Regions from separate parts of the Mus musculus genome. Here all the other regions are linked to region 2. The links are chromatin loops, found by intact Hi-C in ENCODE. Cell type or tissue: heart. All regions are shown on one strand.

What was found. A loop is a pair of places that touch in the nucleus more often than their neighbours do. Peaks named below come from ENCODE experiments on the same cell type or tissue, not always from the same donor. Only the 100,000 strongest peaks of a DNase experiment are listed, where the experiment ranks them.
Region 1: a loop joins it to region 2, with 2.7 times the contacts of the local background. A loop is called at or near these places in 3 of 42 quality-filtered maps.
Region 3: it touches region 2 in a loop (3-fold over the local background); 2 of 42 quality-filtered maps call a loop at or near these places.

The regions. Positions count from the first base shown.
Region 1 is chr11:23,894,003-23,896,502 of GRCm38, forward strand. Papolg (poly(A) polymerase gamma) reads right to left here and starts at 1,268. Exons shown (of 22, transcript NM_172555.2): 1 at 1,020-1,268. The coding sequence starts at 1,036. It overlaps Gm12061 (a long non-coding RNA gene), which reads left to right and starts at 250. Exons shown (of 4, transcript XR_872317.3): 1 at 250-443; 2 at 761-858. In heart, no CTCF peak of the experiment used is centred here; a DNase peak (open chromatin) is centred at 1,289; H3K4me3 peaks cover 1,736 bases; H3K27ac peaks cover 946 bases.
Region 2 is chr11:23,497,043-23,499,542 of GRCm38, forward strand. Ahsa2 (AHA1, activator of heat shock protein ATPase 2) reads right to left here and starts at 997. Exons shown (of 9, transcript NM_172391.4): 1 at 733-997. The coding sequence starts at 812. 1700030C12Rik (RIKEN cDNA 1700030C12 gene) reads left to right here and starts at 719. Exons shown (of 3, transcript NR_166706.1): 1 at 719-869; 2 at 1,420-1,543; 3 at 2,344-2,500. In heart, no CTCF peak of the experiment used is centred here; a DNase peak (open chromatin) is centred at 1,049; H3K4me3 peaks cover 1,826 bases; H3K27ac peaks cover 1,763 bases.
Region 3 is chr11:23,664,540-23,667,039 of GRCm38, forward strand. Pex13 (peroxisomal biogenesis factor 13) reads right to left here and starts at 1,344. Exons shown (of 4, transcript NM_023651.5): 1 at 1,208-1,344. The coding sequence starts at 1,305. It overlaps Pus10 (pseudouridylate synthase 10), which reads left to right and starts at 1,453. Exons shown (of 18, transcript NM_028304.3): 1 at 1,453-1,914. In heart, no CTCF peak of the experiment used is centred here; a DNase peak (open chromatin) is centred at 1,412; H3K4me3 peaks cover 2,426 bases; H3K27ac peaks cover 1,887 bases.

The DNA of each region.
Region 1 (2,500 bases), 400 kb after region 2:
TTATAAACGGAATACATTAGTTAATAAAAAATAACTAATAATGAAAATATTAACATAGCAAAAGGTCAGAGAGATCATGTTCTAAAGAACCAGTCTACAGAGTAGTAACTGATAATAAATACCCTATAAACAGTTTAAAACAGGTACACAGTTTTTATGGATACAGGGATAGGTACTATCAACATTAAAAATGCAGTAACAAGAAACACCAAACTCAGTGCTCTGGGGCCTTGGAAGAGCGTCGTGAATGCAATCAGAGAAAGGATAGGCGAGTCTTCAGATGTATTGGAATGCTCGACTTCTTTTCAAGAAAGAAAGGTTAAAGAGCTAAGAACACACCCCATGTTAGTCTTAGGGAAAAATGGGTGGTGGCTACACAAATGGTGTTTTGTATTTCTGTGCATTTTTCTGTACGTTGAAATTATTTCCGGATAAAGTGAAAGGTAAGAAATTCTAATAAATTCTTGACAAGTACAGAAACTGCTTCCGACTTATCAAAGTGTGAGCAGGGGATAGATACAGCCCGGTAGATATTGTGGGTCGGTGGGAAGGAACGGGGTAGAGGGTTTAGCCTTTCTCATGGAGCAACCGCAAACCTAGGGGCTCCGCTAGGTCAGTCCCTCTCCGAAAGACCTGAAAGATAGCGGGTCCGGCCGGGAGGAGGGGAGGCAGGGGGATGGTATTTGCGCCAATGCAGACAGAATAGACGGGCTCAGACACGGCTGGGGCAGGAGAGTGACCGACCGTTTTTTCTCCTCAGCCACACGCGCCTTTCCCCCTCATCCTGGTCTGGGGGCGTCCTCAGAGGCGGGCGGCGGGGGGCTGACGGCGACTCCCGAATCCCCGCCGGGCGGCCAGGTGAGTCCCGGGTAGGGGAGATGCCCTTGCGGAGTGGAGGGCAGCGGAAAGCAGAGGTCCCGGCCGGCTGCGCAGGGTGCCAGGCGCAGGGGCTGGAAGCCGGGGCTGCCCACCTCAGCGCACCTCTCTCCACCTCGCCCTCAACCGCCGCCCCCACTTACGCAGACATCTCTTTCATCGCTTCCTGCGTCTCTCTCCAGCGAGTGTCTTTCGCTTTGGGGTCCTGTTCTTGCCCTCTCTTCCTTCCTCTGTCCAATTCCCTTCGCTCGCTTGTAGCTCGCTCACTTCCCCACTCTCTACAGCCGAGGCATTCAACCGAGTAGTGAAAACACCACAAAACCGGCTCTATTTATGACAATACAGCGCGGCCACCGCCAATATGGCGCTACTTCCCAGGCTGCCTCTCGCCTTCCGCGGCTCCGCCCTGCAGCCCTGGGCCCGCCCTCGGGCACACCCCCACCCAGCCTTGAGTTCCCGGGACCCGCCCACCTCAGCGGACTTGCAGCAAAAGCATCTGTCAGAGTGTCAGGTCTCCCTGGTCTGTGGGATTGTCAATTCAGGCAAACCTCTGGGAAGGTTATTTGTCAATTTCCCCTTGTTTCTGCAATAAAAGCATCTAGAAAAAAAACCACCGCTTTCCCTAACACCATTTTAACTCTTCCGTTATCCCACATCTTAAAGTCATAGACTTAATAAGTACACATTGAGAAGATTTTTGTCACCGAGGGTCACACCCAAGAAGGTGCGACTTTAACACAACCAATCCAGGGAAGAAAGCTTATAAATAAATCAGCTTAACTTGTATTCTTTTCCCTCGGAGTACCACCTCCAAGTCCCAATTTATGACTTTGTGGCATTTAGCTGAGATGTTGAACATAATTGCTACTAGTTAGCCGTAAGATAAACCCAAGGATTTCCACCGCTCTGCCCCCAAACCTCACATTTTCAAATAGTGAAAATCATGTTCTGTGTGATTATGACGGTGAAAATGAGGGAGAAAATGACCAATGTTTAAATGTTAAAGGATAAAAGTAATTTCAAACCCTGTCTTTTTCTCCCAAGAGTCAAGCACGGTTGTTTGGGGAATGAGACTCAGTCACGGGAAAGGAGGTTACTTTCTGAATTATTCATTTATTCACTCAAAGTATTTATTGAAAATCTGGTCTGTCAGTTTGTTTATGCTCCATGTTTGATGCATAAAAGCAGGTCTGTGGTTTGACCTGAGCAAGTTCAGAGTTTTCCCATCAAAAGGTGGAGAAAAACTTCAAATATGAGTGATATTCTGCTGCTGCAGAAGTATGTATTACACACTGTAGGAACTAGATTCGTATCCTCAAGAGTTTATTGCGAGTGGATGAGAAAATATATATATACACTATTTAAATACAGATGGGGTCCAGTTGTCATTGGGGGACCAAAAGAGGACCATCTAAACATGGAGGAAAGTCACTAATAGCTTCCTAAAAGAGAGGATTCTGTATATTAGCAGGATTTGGGAGTACAGATTTTGGTAGGTTATGAGAAGACAAAATGGAGCTCAGGAGGTCGCTAGACTGGGATTTGATTCGAAGCAGACCCACCTTTGTTATTTGCTAGCTTTGTGACTTCTAGAACTTTAAAATAAAGTTTACGTTAACCTTGA
Region 2 (2,500 bases):
GTTGCTCAGTTTCTTAAGACACTATTATTCACCATATAATAATGGGTAATCTTAAAAACAATGGCCCCGGGGAAAAGGGTCCAGCAATCTCCACCCCAGGAAATGGATTGGCTAAGCTGCGGCCACCTGTAACGGTGGTAGTCATTTAAATAGCCTTAACCACAATATCAGTTATCTGGCATTTCCATATTTATCTTATGCATTCTCTCTAATGTTCTCATCTAAGGGGACAAAGAGCAGCCTGAGACGTCAGTGTCCTAATCATAGAATCCAGCCTAGAACATAATTCTTTCAGGACAGCTAAGTCATCTTATGGTGCAGTCTGGGCTCTGCTTCCCTCAGCTTTCCCCAATGCCCGCCAAAGAGGCAGACATCTCCCGGTATTCCTGAGACACAAAGGGGGGCAGATAACTAGTGCAAACTGAGACAAAGCAAAGAAAGTGAGATCCAAGTCCCTGCCTTCCTACTGCACACGGACACAGCACCGTCGGCGCACGCACGCGCACTACGCATCTCAAGGCCGAGGATGGCTGGGTGAGGGGCGACCGAGGCACAGCTGTCCGGTAGGGTGAGACAGAAGTCCCTTCTGGAGCTCGCCCAACTTCAGGAGGAGCCTGAAGCCGTAGGACCAGCGCAGTTAGGAACCGTCTCCCGCCACGGGCAGCCGTGCTGCGGCGCCGCGCGGCCCTCCCAGGAGCCCGCCCGCCTGCTCGCGCCCGGGGCCCACCGCACCAGTGCCAGTTGTTCACGTTGGTCCCGTCCTCCCGCTCCTCCACGATCCAGCGCGGGTCCCCCTGGCCCCACTTGGCCATGGCGGCGCTGACGACGACGGCCCTGGTAGCGGGAGCGCGCGGGTTTCCGGCCAGAAGGTCTGTGAGCCGATCGCCCGCAGCTCCCAGAAAGTGCCAGAAGTCCCCGCCCCGGGCCGCCCCGGCCACAGCCTGCCCCGCCCCCCGCTGTCCGCTCCCCGCAGCCAGCTCCACCCCACATCGACTCTGCCCCAAGCCCGGTTACGCCCCCAATATGCCACACCTCTGGGCGCCGCCCTCTGCAGGCTTCTCCCCCACCCCACCCCCGACTTCGCCCCGCCTCTCTGCCCTAAGACCCCGCCCTATGCCTCCTGGCGCTGTCTTCTGCTAGGCTCCTCCCCGACTTCGCCCCGCCCCCCGGTCCTAAGGCTCCGCCCTGGCCCTAGCCCTCCGCTTTGTAACCCCTGGTTCGCCTTGTTCTTGCCGCTGGCTCCTGCTGCCCAGCGAGGCTTCTGGCCAGGGCTTTCTACGAACGACCGAGACTCCGCCCAGGGCTCGTACCAGAGCGGGTTGTCCATTTTCTGAGGCCCTTGGGATGGGAGCTGCGCAGGTCCCTAAGCAGAGGCCCGCGAGGGTTTACTGAAAGAATGCTTTTTTTTTTTCCATGCAGTGATCCTCTAGAGACAAAAGATCGTGCTTGCAAGTGCCTGGGATTGTGGATACAGTTACAATAAGGGTTTATTAATTCTTTCCATCGTTTTTCACCTTCTAGCAAAAACTGAAGCCACCATCTGGAAAGTGTTTCTTAGGAGATTATTTTAACAAATAAAATAGGTAGTTCAATGGGAGATGGGGAAGGACCTGGCTGCTCTGTGCACTTGCCATTCAGTGGTCTGCTTATCAGCAAAACAAGCTGAAAGGGCTATGGTGTTTATTGGAGCTATTGCATTTCGATGTGTTCTTCGAGAAGTTACATCATTCAAACTGCTGAAGCAATGCTGTGACCCCCCCCCCCAAATCAAACGGCATTGTTAGTTCAACTGATCATACCAAAGGCACAGCTGACAGAAGGCAAGACTCTAGCGATGATTGGCGTGTACTTTGTGTGCCTACTTTTCATCCAGTTCTTCTGTTTGCTCCTGATAAAACATTTCATGATAAGATTTAGATATGTTCATTTGAACCTGACAGAAAATAAGACTTCTGAGGGTAGAAGCTGCTACAATCACTAAAATGTATAAATACCAAAATATACAAGAACTACTCCCAGTAGAAATAAATTTACTGGAATGTAACTCGATTGTGAGTCTAGGAGACCAATGGACCCTGAAGCACTCTTCAGATCTGCGATTTAAAAATGACCTCCAATAAGACATTGCAAAAATGGGAAAGAAACAATGGAAAAAGTAAAAGAGTGGGGAAGGTGGCCCCGAAAGAAACTGTCCTAGAAAAAGTACTGGGTCAATAGCTAGTGAACAAAACCATGGTGTTCCCACACCCCCTGGGGGGGGCATTTATAGACCATAACAATAATTGAGACATTTAAGCAATTTCAGATGTCCAAAGTTAATTGAAGCTTTCTTTAATTTTCAAGAAATGATAAAACAATGGAAAAAGAAAATCCTTGCCTGGCAGTGAGTCTGAAGACAGCTGATCAAAGGGGAAGAAGTCCAGCCACAGATGGAAGAGAGATGACCTGGACAGTGGGCTGCAGTGGGAAGGAAGCCATGATTTCAGGACATGAAAAGTGG
Region 3 (2,500 bases), 170 kb after region 2:
TCATTAAAAAACTGATATAAAGACAAAAGTATAATTTAAAAAAGGAATCCAATATCACATAGGAACATAAATCTTAAAATAATACAGAATCCAGGACAGTATATTAAAAAAAGGAAGCTAAGTAGGTTCATTTAAAAATGCAAGATAAGTTCAACATTAATGGAATAACCCATAATTGCATACCATTAGTAAAACAAATATAAACAGGTACAGAAAACAATCATAAAATTTAAGGCACATACAACAAAACAACAACAAACCCAGAAGGCTAAGTAATGTTCAGAGAAGTTTAACGGGATAGCAAAGAACACACTTAGAAACATTCTAATGAAAGTATCACCAATAAGTGTTGCTTTAACACGAAAAATACAGCTTATCACTCTAATTGTATCTATTAGTTACTGTGCCCAAGTGTTTTAGTACTTTTAAAAGAGCACCAGATTTTCCAATAAGAGAAAAGTACTCCAACGTACAGAGATTTTTACGCGCCAGGAAAACGTACAAACTTGCTCTGAAATCATGTCGCCTGGATTAAGGTATCTATTTATCCAAAGAAAACACAGGTTCCTGAAACTCTAATTCTGTTTTAAATTTTTAAAAGTTGCAGACCCATTTGTTACTGATTTAAATCAAAGCAAATAAAAACTTTATAGGCCTTAGACGACAGTCACACACACAATTTTGTACACAAAGGCTACCCACAGACCTCGAATTCCTGTCTTAGAATTCTTTCAACCCTCAACCTAAACGTTAAGTTATGCTAGAAAAGAAAGCCAAGGGTAAGAGCTTGGATTCCATGTTGCGTAAACGTGACCTTTGGGTCGTTCAACCAACTTCTGGAGAGGCTGTAAAGCTTTTCCATGACTTTTGCTCTCTATCCTTGTCCTGGCTGGGCCAACGTCGCGCTCGGCAGCAGACCCAAGCTCGTCGCTTTGAAGCGGGTCAGGCTGTCCCGCCCCCCCATGTCCCGCAAAAGCGAAAAGGCAGGGAAGCGCCGCTTTTCTTTCTAGCTCCTGCATCCGTGGGGCCGGCGGGGCGCCCGGGGGAAGAACGGGCGGTCGTACAGCCAGCAGACTCCAGACCCGCTCTGCACTCGCCCCGGGCCGGCAGCGGGAAGCGACGCCTCCCCCCAATAACGGCTTCAACCGCCTCCTGCCAAGTCCCCGCTCTGGCCTCCAAAGTCGCGGCCCAAACACCTCACACTCACTGGTAAGTGGGGCCGGGGCCGGAGCCCGGCCCGGGGCCGGCCCCGGGAATTCTGCGAGACTCCCAGGGTTTGGGGGGCGGCGGCGGCTGGGAGGCCATCTCTCCGCCAGCTCCGCTCCGGCTCAGGGAAGCGACTGCGACGGCTGGGTGAAGGAGCGCCTCGCTTGCCAGGCACGACAGGCAGAACACCGAGCCCTCCGCCCCGCCCACGCCTGACGTCAGGCCAAGGCGTGTGGTCAGGCGAAGCTGGAGGAAGGAGGAAGGGAACAGCTAATTTGCTGGGGTGTGGGAGGGGGTCGGGAGTCGGGAGAGCGGGACGTCCCTCTTTCTTTTCCCTAGTCTGGGTTTCAAATTTGAGTAGGGGCTCATCGACGTTTCTGGCAGCAGCTACTACGACCTAGGTGCCGAGTCCGTCGGAGGCTCCTTTGCCGGCCGACCCTTTAAGGCTAGCAGTAAAGCCCCTCGCAGTCTTTCGTTCGTAGAGCTAGGGGGAGTGCAGGCTGCCAGGCGGACAGCCTTACAGGTCACCGTGTAAGACGAGGGGGTTCCTGCATTCCTCTCGTGAGGGGCCTGGTACTTTCGTTGTAAAGCTCTGGTTTTCTTGGGGAACACAACGGCTGAGCGCAGTAGGTGCGCTGTCTTTACTCTTCCCCGTTCCCACCCAGGGCCGAAAAGGGTTAAGACTCGGCTGCGGCATCTTGGGAGAAGGTAAGGCCTAGGAAGTACGAGGTGAGGGGTTAGGGACTGGGTGTCGAAGAGGCGTAGCTGCAGTCCCTTTTGTTTGTTAGTCAGGTGGAGTGAGTGGTAAGTTTCTAGAACCTCAGCACATAGAGTTAAGGGCTTGTTTGGCCAGAACAGAGCTTTCCCCTTACCTTTCCCCTACTCCCATGCCAGAGGACGAACTATGCCTGTGCAGGAGGAAATGCATTAAAAAAGATCTTATGGTGTGAAACTCAAGACTGTTTCAGCTACCCCCCTCTCCCCCGCTGGCTTTGATTCTCTATTTAGCCTAGGTTAGCTTTGAACTCATGGAGATCTTCTTGTTTCTTGTGTACTGAAATTATAAGCGTGAGCGCTTACACCTGGCAAGAAGATGCATTTTTACATAATTATTTCCAACTCCTCATAGACTCTTTACTTAACATTAAATTAATAGGTTAAGTGAACTGATAGACGGGATTATGAAACTGAAATAAATACTTGGCCACATGGAGTTTCTTGATTTTTTTTTCTTTAATAGAGTATATTCCCATATTGTAAGTACTTCCTTGAAAGGTTTACACAGGCAACCCTG